Regions from separate parts of the Homo sapiens genome. Here region 2 is linked to region 1. A link is an interaction called in ENCODE POLR2A ChIA-PET data of the cell type or tissue named here. Cell type or tissue: OCI-LY7. All regions are shown on one strand. Links, peaks and the distances in the headings refer to the core of each region. The heading gives the core; the rest is flanking DNA.

The links. Peaks named below come from ENCODE experiments on the same cell type or tissue, not always from the same donor. Only the 100,000 strongest peaks of a DNase experiment are listed, where the experiment ranks them.
Region 2: POLR2A ChIA-PET joins it to region 1 with 26 read pairs; 2 of 35 experiments call an interaction of 5 or more read pairs at or near these places.

The regions. Positions count from the first base shown.
Region 1 is chr1:24,536,112-24,541,492 of GRCh38, forward strand. RCAN3 (RCAN family member 3) reads left to right here. Exons shown (of 5, transcript NM_013441.4): 5 at 1-4,929. It overlaps NCMAP-DT (NCMAP divergent transcript), which reads right to left. Exons shown (of 3, transcript NR_109781.1): 3 at 3,163-3,765. Among named protein-coding and RNA genes, the nearest start is that of NCMAP-DT, 17 kb to the right of the region's middle. RefSeq lists enhancers at 1-521, 348-437, 4,948-5,242. In OCI-LY7, for the core only: no CTCF peak of the experiment used is centred there; a DNase peak (open chromatin) is centred at 600; H3K4me3 peaks cover 1,876 bases; H3K27ac peaks cover 3,209 bases.
Region 2 is chr1:24,679,888-24,685,268 of GRCh38, forward strand. No RefSeq gene overlaps it. Among named protein-coding and RNA genes, the nearest start is that of SRRM1, 39 kb to the left of the region's middle. RefSeq lists an enhancer at 3,851-4,145. In OCI-LY7, for the core only: no CTCF peak of the experiment used is centred there; no DNase peak of the experiment used is centred there.

The DNA of each region.
Region 1 (5,381 bases), core at 280-5,279:
CCTTCATTCACCAGTTTTTATCCTTCACCTTTTCCAGTATCTTGTTAACCACTAGTTCTTGAGTTTTTTGGCTATGATGTGTACGTTTATGTATGTCATTCATGGACTTTCAACTAGAAAAGGTAATGATAAGGTTTTCTGAAGACCATTTGTAAATTGTCCATTTAACCATTTTTCAGCTTGCTTTGAAACAAAAGTCACACCTACTATTTTTCTATGAATTAGGGAATGAGGGGGAGATCATTCAGTTTTACTTTTCTTTTTGTTGAAATTTTGTACCCGGATTGCAGTTGGCACTTTTCCTAAAACAGAATTGTTTCCCACTTAGGTGTCAGAATGTACCTTTGAACTTCCCTAAGAAGCAGCAGGATCTTTTTAACTCTCTCTGGTCTGTTTAGACTTTGAAGTCCCTTCTGTAGAAAAGTCTCATAACTGAGAAGGCTCTGTTTTGGGCCGGGTGGGTCTGCTGGCCTCCACTCACTGTGCTGTTTCCTTTGAGTGGCACACTTGGGAAGCTCCGGGGCATGTGAAGGAGCTGCAAACATGAGAACTAATGAACCAAGGCGGCTGCCACCAGGAAGGAACAGAACGCAGGCATTCAACCATGACGTCTGCACAGTGTTAGTAACATGTCATTGTGGTTTCGTTCTCACTGTGGTAAAATTTATTTCTGAGCACTTAAACTGTGTTGCATACCCCTAATTTTTTTTTTTTCTGTATCTTCCTTGCCCTCAAATACCCTGAGGTGATAAACTGTTCCAGTTGTAGCCAACTACCACTGCTAGGCCTCAATGTAAATTCAGTTGAAATTTGCAATTCTATCAGCAATTTAATGTATTGAATTCAGATCATCATTTGTCATTTTAACCGACAACCACCCAATAAATTTACTCTGCAGTTCTGAACTCAGCATTGTGCCCATTTTTTACTGCAAGATGGACCCTGTATGCCAGGAGACATGTATTATCAACAATTGGGAATTTTTTGAATTTCCTTTTAGGTAATATTGATTCACTGTAATTTTCTAAGTGATCAAAACCCATGAGATTTTGTTATTTGGCTTGGCTTTCATTCTCTGCCTGCCCATTAAAGAATATTCTATTCCTAACACATAAAACATTTTACAGTCAAGCAGTGCAAATTACAGTGCTTTTCTATTTTTTTTTTGAGAGCCTTGAATAAATTGAAGAAAACTTTAAACCAAAATTAGAGACGAGTCATTTAAGCTTTTCTGAATGGAAAGTATTAATATTTTCATTTTTCTAGTATAATATAATAAAATGAATTTTTTTAAAAAAGCTACTAAGTACCCATCAACTTTTTCATATTGTGAAATGAACCAGGATCTTAACAGATACTATCATCGCTGTCCTTTTTTGGCTGTTTAATATCTAGTTCATGTAACAAATTTACAAGAGATAAGTCTCATGGTTTTTTTTTTCTTTTAATAGGCTTTTCTGCAATTTTTTTGAAATTGAGTTATTACTTGGATTTAACCCTGATAGGACCAGGTGTGGTGGCTCACACCATAATCCCAGCACTTTGGGAGGCCAAGGTGGGTGGATCCACCTGAGGTCAGGAGTTCAAGACCAGCCTGACCAACATGGTGAAATCCTGTCTCTACTTAAAAAATACAAAATTAGCCTGGCATGGTGGCACATGCCTGTAATCCCAGCTACTTGGGAGGCTGAGGCAGGAGAATTTCCTGAACCGGGAGACGGAGGTTGCGGTGAGCCGAGATCACGCCATCGCACTCCAGCCTCGGCAACAAGAGCGAAACTCCGTCTCAAAAAAAAAAGATTTAACCCTGATTGATAGTATAGTAGCCATGTTTTCTTTAGAAATCATAACCTCTTCATGGGAATCAAACTATGTTGAAAATTGTGAGGAAAGATAATGGTGCTTTGTGTTGGGAAAAAAACATTTGTGAAGGATTAGAAAACCGTAACACTTAACAAGGATAGTCACAGAACCGACGCTGCATTGGCTCTTAGGTTCTAGATTTTTGTAGCACACTCACCTGATGAAACCAAAGACAAATCCATGTAAAAAGTGTTCCAGTGAGCATCTCTGAGGTTTAAGGTACTAAGAGGCAGAAGTGGATAGCAACAGTTCCATTGCCTTCGAGAACTAAAACTCAGCTGGAAAGCAAATTAGTCTTTTCACATTCTGCTTCTTCAAAATGTTGTACTCAAAAACATACCAGTAATTAAGAGCCAAAGCAAAGCTTCAAGGAACTTTTAAGTTCAACATAAAGGTTTAAATAAAATATTTTTTATTTTTTATTTTTATTTATTTATTTATTTATTTTGAGACAGAGTCTCACTCTGTCGCCCAGGCTGGAGCGCAGCCGCGTGATCTCGGCTCACTGCAAGCTCCGCCTCCCGGGTTCACGCCATTCTCCTGCCTCAGCCTCCCAAGTAGCTGGGACTACAGGCGCCCGCTCCCACGCCCGGCTAATTTTTTTTTTTTTTTTTTTTATAAGTAGAGACGGGGTTTCACCACGTTAGCCAGGATGGTCTCGATCTCCTGACCTAGTGATCCGCCTGCCTTGGCCTCCCAAAGTGCTGGGATTAACCAGGCGTGAGCCACTGCGCCCGGCCTTAAATAAAATATTGTAGTCATTAATGGTGTGTTTGAATTGAAGAGATACCAGGAGATAGAGGTGAAGTGCAGTACTTTTATTCTTTAAGAATATAGTCTTTAGCCAGGTGCAGTGGTGTGTGCCTGTAGTCTCAGCTATTTGAGAGGCTGAGGTGAGAGGATCACTTGAGTTCAGGAGTTCAAGACCAGCCTGGGCAACATAGCAAGTCCCTGGCTCAAAAAAAAAAAAGTTTCCCATTCATATTAACTCCATCTTTTAAAAATGTCATGATTACAAAGTGAAAAGATTTGGCTTTCTTAGAGGCTCAATCACAGAGGTGAAAGTGACCTTGGAAATCATATACTCTATCCCCATGTTACACAGATTAGAAAAACTGAGGTTATGGCACTGACTTAGGCACCCCCAGCAAGGCAACCCAGGGACTACAACTGGCAATCCCAACTCCTGGGCTAGGGCTTTTTCTACCTTTTTTTGCATTGGCCTCTTAAAGAGGCAATGAATACTAATTCCTGGCATCAGAAAAAAAAAAAGGCATGAGGTGGGAGGATTCTTTTTTCCCTGATGGGAAACAGTGAATAAGAAAAATCTCATCATTCGATGGAAGAGGTGACTTAATAATTTTATTAATGAATTTGATGTCCCATGTTTTGTAGTTTTGTTATCATTGAACCATTGGGGCTGGAATCTGCCTAAATAATTTTATCTTGGTAGCCAGCAATTATGTTGGTATTTTATGTGGGCCTTCCCAGATTTTCATATTAATGAAATGACTAATAGTCGTACTTAAGAGGTAACTCTACTAAAGCAGAATGAGATCTAATATGTTGTGGAAATAAAAGAGTTTGCAGTGGAATGATACTCTCACTCCGTGCTTGTAAAATTGAGTTCTATTCAAGACGGAACTGCTATGACTGGCCTATTCAAGGCTTCATATTTTTATACAGACTATTTCACAGACCATAGATTTATTTTAAAAGGGAAAATCTCACACATAATTAAGCAGTGGAAAATGTGCTCAATGCTATGGTGCGTCAGGCCCTCTGTCTACCAGGTTTCTCCCCTTTCTGCAGAGCTGTGGACCCTGTACGTACCAAACAGGTGAACTTGGTCCATCTTTCCTTCTTCCTTTTTTTGCACATTTGCATTTATATCTTCCTGTACTAAAAGAAACAAATTATTTATAATTGGGGTGACAATATAAAGGAACAAAAGATGGGGCAATAGTTGCTTCCTAGCTGGAGCTGTAAGTCCATGTTACAGAAACTCACTATTTAAAAAGTTTTAAAAGATTTATGAACCTTGTCCTACAATTCGCTGAATACTTATTTGTCTTTTAAACTCCCCTCGGTGTATGGATCATCTTCGTCAGAATGCCGTTGTTTCATTGTGAATCAGGGGAAAATGTTAATCATTTGGAGACTGTTTTCTTATTACCAAATGTACAATCCATAAGACAACTGAAAGCAACAACTGCTGGGTTCACTGACAAAGATTATAAAAATCATCACGTTCAAAGTAGAGTTTTTAGCCAAGGTCAAGAACTAACCTGGGGCTGAGTCAGCGTCTCTACCCACTTAAATAACAGCGTAAAGATCTTTCACTAAATTCGTTATGTGGTCTGTCTGGATGTAAACCTATATATTTCCTTTTGAAACAGAATCATATCCTGCAGACTCTTGGCACTCCTGCATAGCTTTGACCGAATGTTCACTCTCATCGTAATGGAAGATTTCTATCTATGCAGATAATACATGTTTTTAAATACTGTTTTCTGTTTAGTCCTCAATCTTCCTAACTCAAATTGGGGACTGAGGAGAGAGAAAGGTGGTTACCCCTGTTACCGTGCCATATTCTTCTTGCTGCTTTTCAACCCCACGTGATTGTTGATTGACGGTTCTGCTATAATGTGCGTGCCCTTCAAGTTTCAGAAAACTTTCCCAATCATTTCACTTCAATCTTAATTGAACCCAAGAGTCAAAGTTATTATTTTCTCCGAACGTGTTTGTGATCTTCTGTTATATTTTGGGGCATGTTACCTTTATGGTATATAAGCTGTAGTGCATACTCTTTGTATTGCAAAAAACTGGTCAGTAATTTATGTACATGTATTCCACATTTTAGTGTGCTTGAAGTGACAATCCATAGTTTGTAGTAGTTTGTTATTTGTCAACTTTACCCTGTGTTTTAAGGACATCTAAACATTCCTTGTCCTATCAAGATGACAAAAGCAGAATGTAATTTTTTTTTGGAAGCTTCGTGATTACCTGTAACAAGTTCTGTTTTTAAAACGAATACAAATAAAGTTAGTAACTATTTTTAAATCAGTCCATTGAGTTGAGTTTTTTTGTGTGTAGTATTTTCAATACGCATCACTTACATTTAGCTAATAAGACAGAGAAGTGCAATATTGTGTTTGTTCCTTTCACAAGAGTCCTGTTGAACATTAATGCCGTGCAGTGCCAGAGTTCAAGGTGGTGAGTCACTGCTCACTCTGTAAATAACCACTGCACTTTCAGCTCTTCCCCAAGAAACCTTTTACCCTGGTTTCCCCTTTGGTTAAAAATGATTTATTCCGGGTAAAGACTTACTTTTTGTCTCGGTTAAAAAAAAAAAATCTCCAAAATGTGGAACTATAAATGACAGTAGAGGTTATCTAGTGCAGTGGGATTTCGAATACTTATTTTTAAGCCATAGGACTCTGCTCTTTGTTCAAATGAAATCTTACACAAAGCCAATGTAAAACTATTACAAAAAGGAAAGGTAAACAAAGCTGCTC
Region 2 (5,381 bases), core at 213-5,212, 140 kb after region 1:
GTTTGATTTGCATTTGCCACATGGCTGGTGATGGTGAGCATCTGTTCATGTGCTGGTATTCCTCAATGCCACTTTAAGCTGATTTGTATCTGCATGAGCATGTTTCTGAAGTTGTGGCTATAGGATTAGATCCAGGGCTGGACTCAGAGTCCGTAGAGTGGAGCTGATGATATTTGTAGTACTCTCATACTCATATGTGGAGGTTGAGAATAGGGAATTATGGCCAAACCAAAATGTGTTCCCATTTTATAAACAGGATCAGGAGACTCAGGGAGAGTGTGACAAGGTAACTGGTAGGTGCAGTTCTAATTAATATTGTCCCTCCTACCATCTGATAAAGAACCCAATATTTTCGGTGGGGCACGGTGGCTCACGCCTGTAATCCCAGCACTTTGGGAGGCCGAGGCGGGTGGATCACGAGGTCAGGAGATCAAGACCATCCTGGCCAACATGGTGAAACCCCGTCTCTACTAAAAATACAAAAATTAGATGGGCGTGGTGGTGCACGCCTGTAGTCCCAGCTACTTGGGAGGCTGGGACAGGAGAATCGCTTGAACCTGGGAGGCAGAGGTTGCAGTGAGCCGAGATTGTGTCACTGCACTCCAGCCTGGGTGACAGAGCAAGACTCTGTCTCAAAAAAAAAAAAAAAAAAAAAAAAAAAAAATTCCTCAATATACCTGTCCAACTTCTAATATTATAACAGTCACATAAGATAGTGAATGTAGGGTGCGGCATAGTGGCTCACACCTATAATCCCAACACTTTGGGAGGCCAAGGTAGGTGGATCACTTGAGCCCAGGAGTTTGAGACCAGCCTGGGCAACATGATGAAACCTGTCTCTACAAAAAATACAAAAATTATCCGGGCATAGTGGTGTGTGCCTATAGTCCCAGATACTTGGGAGGCTGAGGCAGGAACATCACTTGAGCCTGGGAGGTCGAGGCTTGCAATGAGCCATATTTACACCACTGCACTCCAGCCTGGGTGACAGAACGAGACCTTGTCTTAGAAAAGAAAAAAAAAAGTGGATATAGAAACACCACCCAAATGTGTGGTTGTTAGGAAAACACTGGGGTTTAGGGTGTAGCTTATTATCCCAAGAAATCCAAGTTTAGAAGTTGAAAATTGCATGGCATTAATTTTTTATTTTTTTAGAGACAGGGTCTCTGTCACCCAGGCTGGAGTGCAGCAGCATGATCATAGTTCACTGTACTTTGAACCTTGAACTCCTGGGTTCAAAGGATCATCCTGCCTCAGCCTCCCAAGTAGCTGGGACCACAGGTGCACGCCACCATGCCGAGCTAATGTTTTGTATTTTTAATAGAGAAGGGGTTTCGCCATGTTACCCAGGCTGGTCTCAAAACTCCTGAGCTCAAGCAATCTGTCCGCCTCACCCTCCAAAAGTGCTGGAATTACAGGCGTGAGCCACCACACCTGGCCTGCCTGGCTAATTGTGTTAAAATTTTTTTATAGAGAAGGGGTCTCTTTATGTCTTCCAGACTGATCTTGAACTCCTGGCCTCAAGCAATTCTGCCTTGGCCTCCTGAAGTGCTGGGACTACATATGTGAGTCACCCACCCTGCAGGCTTTTTTTTTTCTTTTTGGACAGGGTCTCACTCTTTTGCCCAGGCTGGAGTGCAGTGGCTCAATCTTGGCTCACCGCAAACTCCACCTCCCAGAATCGAGCGATCCTTCTACATACAGGCAGGCGTATTTTGAGGCCCCAACTCTGCTCAATCCTGCAAGATCAACTCTAAGATTCCCATATTTTTGATTTGAAAGACCCATCTTAGTTCATACCGAACGTTGCCCTTTGGCTCTTAGGGACTCAGTTATTGCTGTGCTCCTAGTTTGATGAATTGGTAGCGTGAAAGGAAAATAAGCCTCGGGACACAAAAATCACTACGCCGACGGGAAAGTCAAGCTGGGAACTGCATCAGGTAAAACTGCCTCCCATTTTATTTCTAAATGAGATAGCTGCAAAGATAAAAAAGCGACGTACCTCCCTCACAATGTGCCCACGAGGAAATTCCTTTACTTTACTATAAAACATCTTTACTATAAAACAGTTACTCAACATCTTTACTATAAAACAGTTATGATGAATTTCACCCTGGCAATGTAAATTGATGGCTCGTCTTCACAGGTGCGGGAGAGACAGTCATCCCACTGGCCACCTGAGACAAATGCATATTTGATTGCTTCCTCTGCCCTCTTTTATTTATTTTATTTTATTTTATTTTTTGAGACAGGGTCTCCCTCTGTCGCCCAGGCTGGAGTGCAGTGGTGCAATCTCAGCTCCCTGCAACCTCTGCTTCCGGAGTTCAAGCGATCCTCCCACCTCAGCCTCCCAGGCAGCTGGGACTACAGGCATATACCACCATGCCCAGCTAATTTTTTGTATTTTTAATAGAGATGGGGTTTCATCATGTTACCCAGGCTGGTCTCAAACTCCTGGCCTCAAGTGATCTGCCGGCCTCGGCCTCCCAAAGTGCTAGGATTACAGGCGTGAACCACTGCACCCAGCCCCTCTGCCCTATTTTTTTTATGTAAAAATGTATATTCACTGAGCCAAACTAAAACATAGGTGACTATTTCTCTACTTTCCTGTCACATATAAATTGTATATTCAGTGAAAGGCTAATCAAAGACTCAAAAGAATGCAACTGTTTTTGTCTCTTATCTACCTATCACCTGGAACCTCCTCTTGTACCCTGCTTCAAGTTGTCCTGCCTCTCCAGACTGAACGTACATCTTACACGTATTGACTGATGTCTCATGGCTCCCTAAAATGCATAAAAGCAAGCTGTACCCACGCCACCTTGGGCACGTGTCATTAGGGCCTCCTGAGGCTGCCATGGCCACATCCTTAACCTTGGCAAAAATAAACTTTCTAAATTGATTGAGACCTGTCTCAGACACTTTGGGTTCACAGTAGGATCTGAAGTACAGGTTTTTCCAAAGCTCTTGGCAAAAACGTTTCATGTTTGTCAATATGTAGCAGGTTGGCAGGCTTTCATAATTATAAGAATGTCAAGCTTGAATAACGAGATTCAAAAAATAAGACTACGTACAGAGCCCAGAGCTTGAGGTTGGCTACCCAAGAGGATAGATTCAGGTTGTCCTAAATATACACTCCAATTAGCAGCAGTTACAAATGGGTCTCTTGAAGGAATAAAGAAGAGGCAGTTCTGAAATTGTTTACCAAGAATTTATTACATCTATCACATAAGCTCAGTCGGGCACAGTGGCTCGTGCCCGTAATCCCAGCACTTTGGGAGACCGAGGCGGGCAGATCATCTAAGATCAGGAGTTTGAGACCAGACTGACCGACATGGCAAAACCCCATACCTACTAAAAATACAAAAATTAGCTGGGTGTGGTGGCACGTGCCTGTAATCCCAGCTACTCAGGAGGCTGAGGCAGGAGAATTGCTTGAACCTGGGAGGCTTGTAGTGAGCCAAGATCATGCCACTGCACTCTAGCCTGGGCGACAGAGCAAGACTGTCTTAAAAAAAAACCAAAATAAAAATAGGGGCCGGGCGCGGTGGCTCATGACTGCAACCCCAGCACTTTGGGAGGCCGAGGCGGGCAGATCATGAAGTCAGGAGTTCAAGACCAGCCTGCTCAACATGGTGAAACCCCATCTCTACTAAAAAATACAAAAATTAGTTGGGCGCAGTGGTGCACTCCTGTAATCCCAGCTACTCGGGAGGCTGAGGCAGGGGAATCGCTTGTACCGGGGGAGCGGAGGTTGCAGTGAGATCAGGCCACTGCACTCCAGCCTGAGCAACAGAGTGAGACTCCGTCTCAAAGAAAAAAAAATTAGTTCTTGATTGGCCGTACATTGTTCTTTGTATCACAGATTCCAAGAGCATGAAGATAGTGGGTGAGGCAGCTAGTCAGGAACAAAATGCCTTTGAACAGTTGCCCCGGAGCATGGGGTTGTGGGGAAGAGGGATGACTAAAGTCCCATGCTCCTATATCTGTGAGCTTGATAAATGTTGCATGACTCACATAGCTCAGACTGCCCCGAGCTTTTTTTTTTTTTTTTCTCTCGGGGTTTCTGCCAAGATGCTGACCCTTATATTTCATGTCTATCAGAGAGGAGGAGCTGATGGGTGCTGAGTCCCAAGAGAAGCACCCTGTTTGCAGAGGGCTATGGATACCTCTCACCAGATGGGGCAGGAGGAACGACGGGAACAACTTAATATCAGTAGAATTGTAAACTCCTTAGCTGGAAGCTACCTTAAGGAAGTGTTTCACAGACTGTAGGTTGAGACCCATGAGTGAATTGTAAAATTTAATGTATCACAACTAGCATTAAAAGAAAAAGAAAACAATAAACTTGAGTCTGAATCGCATATAGCGGGTTAAGTATTGTTTCATGGATCGTGTATATATATTCATGTATGTGTGTGTGTGTGTGTGTATGGGGTTGCAATATTAAATGTATTCTAGACTGGACATGGTTGCTCATGCCTCTAATCCCAGGACTTTGGGAGGCTGAGGCAGGTGGTTCACTTGAGGCCAGGAGTTTGAGACCAGCCTGGCCATCATGGTGAAAACCCATCTCTACCAAAAATATATATATATACAAAAATTAGCCAGGCGCGGTGGTACACACCGTAGTCCCAGCTACTTGGGAGGCTGTGGCATGAGAATTACTTGACACCCAGGAGGCGGAGCTTGCAGTGAGCCGAGATCGCGCCACTGCACTCCAGCCTGGGCAACAGAGCAAGACTCTGTCTCAAAAAAAATAAAAATAAAAATAAAATAAAAAATATTCTAGACCAGGCACAGTGGCTCACGCCTGTAATCCTAGCACTTTGGGAGGCTGAGGTGGGCAGATCATGAGGTCAGGAGTTCAAGACCAGCCTGACCAACATGGTGAAACCCTGTCTCTACTAAAAACACAAAAATTAGCCAGGTGTGGTGGCAAGCGCCTGTAATCTCAGCTACTCAGGAGGCAGAGGCAGGAGAATTGCTTGAACCCGGGAGGTGAAGTTTGCAGTGAGACGAGATTGTACCACTGTATGCCAGCCTGGGTAACACGGTGAGGCTCCGTCTCAAAAAAAAAAAAGTATTCTAATGCGATTTATAATTAACAAAATCAAAACTATCTACTTTATAGATATCTAGGCTGCCAGTTTTTAAACTGGCCTGCAGAGTCCTTAGGAGGAAGTTATAGTTCAAACTTTCTCTGTAAAATAGAGCCACTAGTAGGACCTAGCCAAAAAAAAAAAAAAAAGTGAAAACCACTGATCTGGGCCAGGCGCGGTGGCTCACACCTGTAATCCCAGCACTTTGGGAGGCCGAGGCGGGCGGATCACGAGGTCAGGAGATCGAGACCATCCTGACCAACATAGTGAAACCCCGTC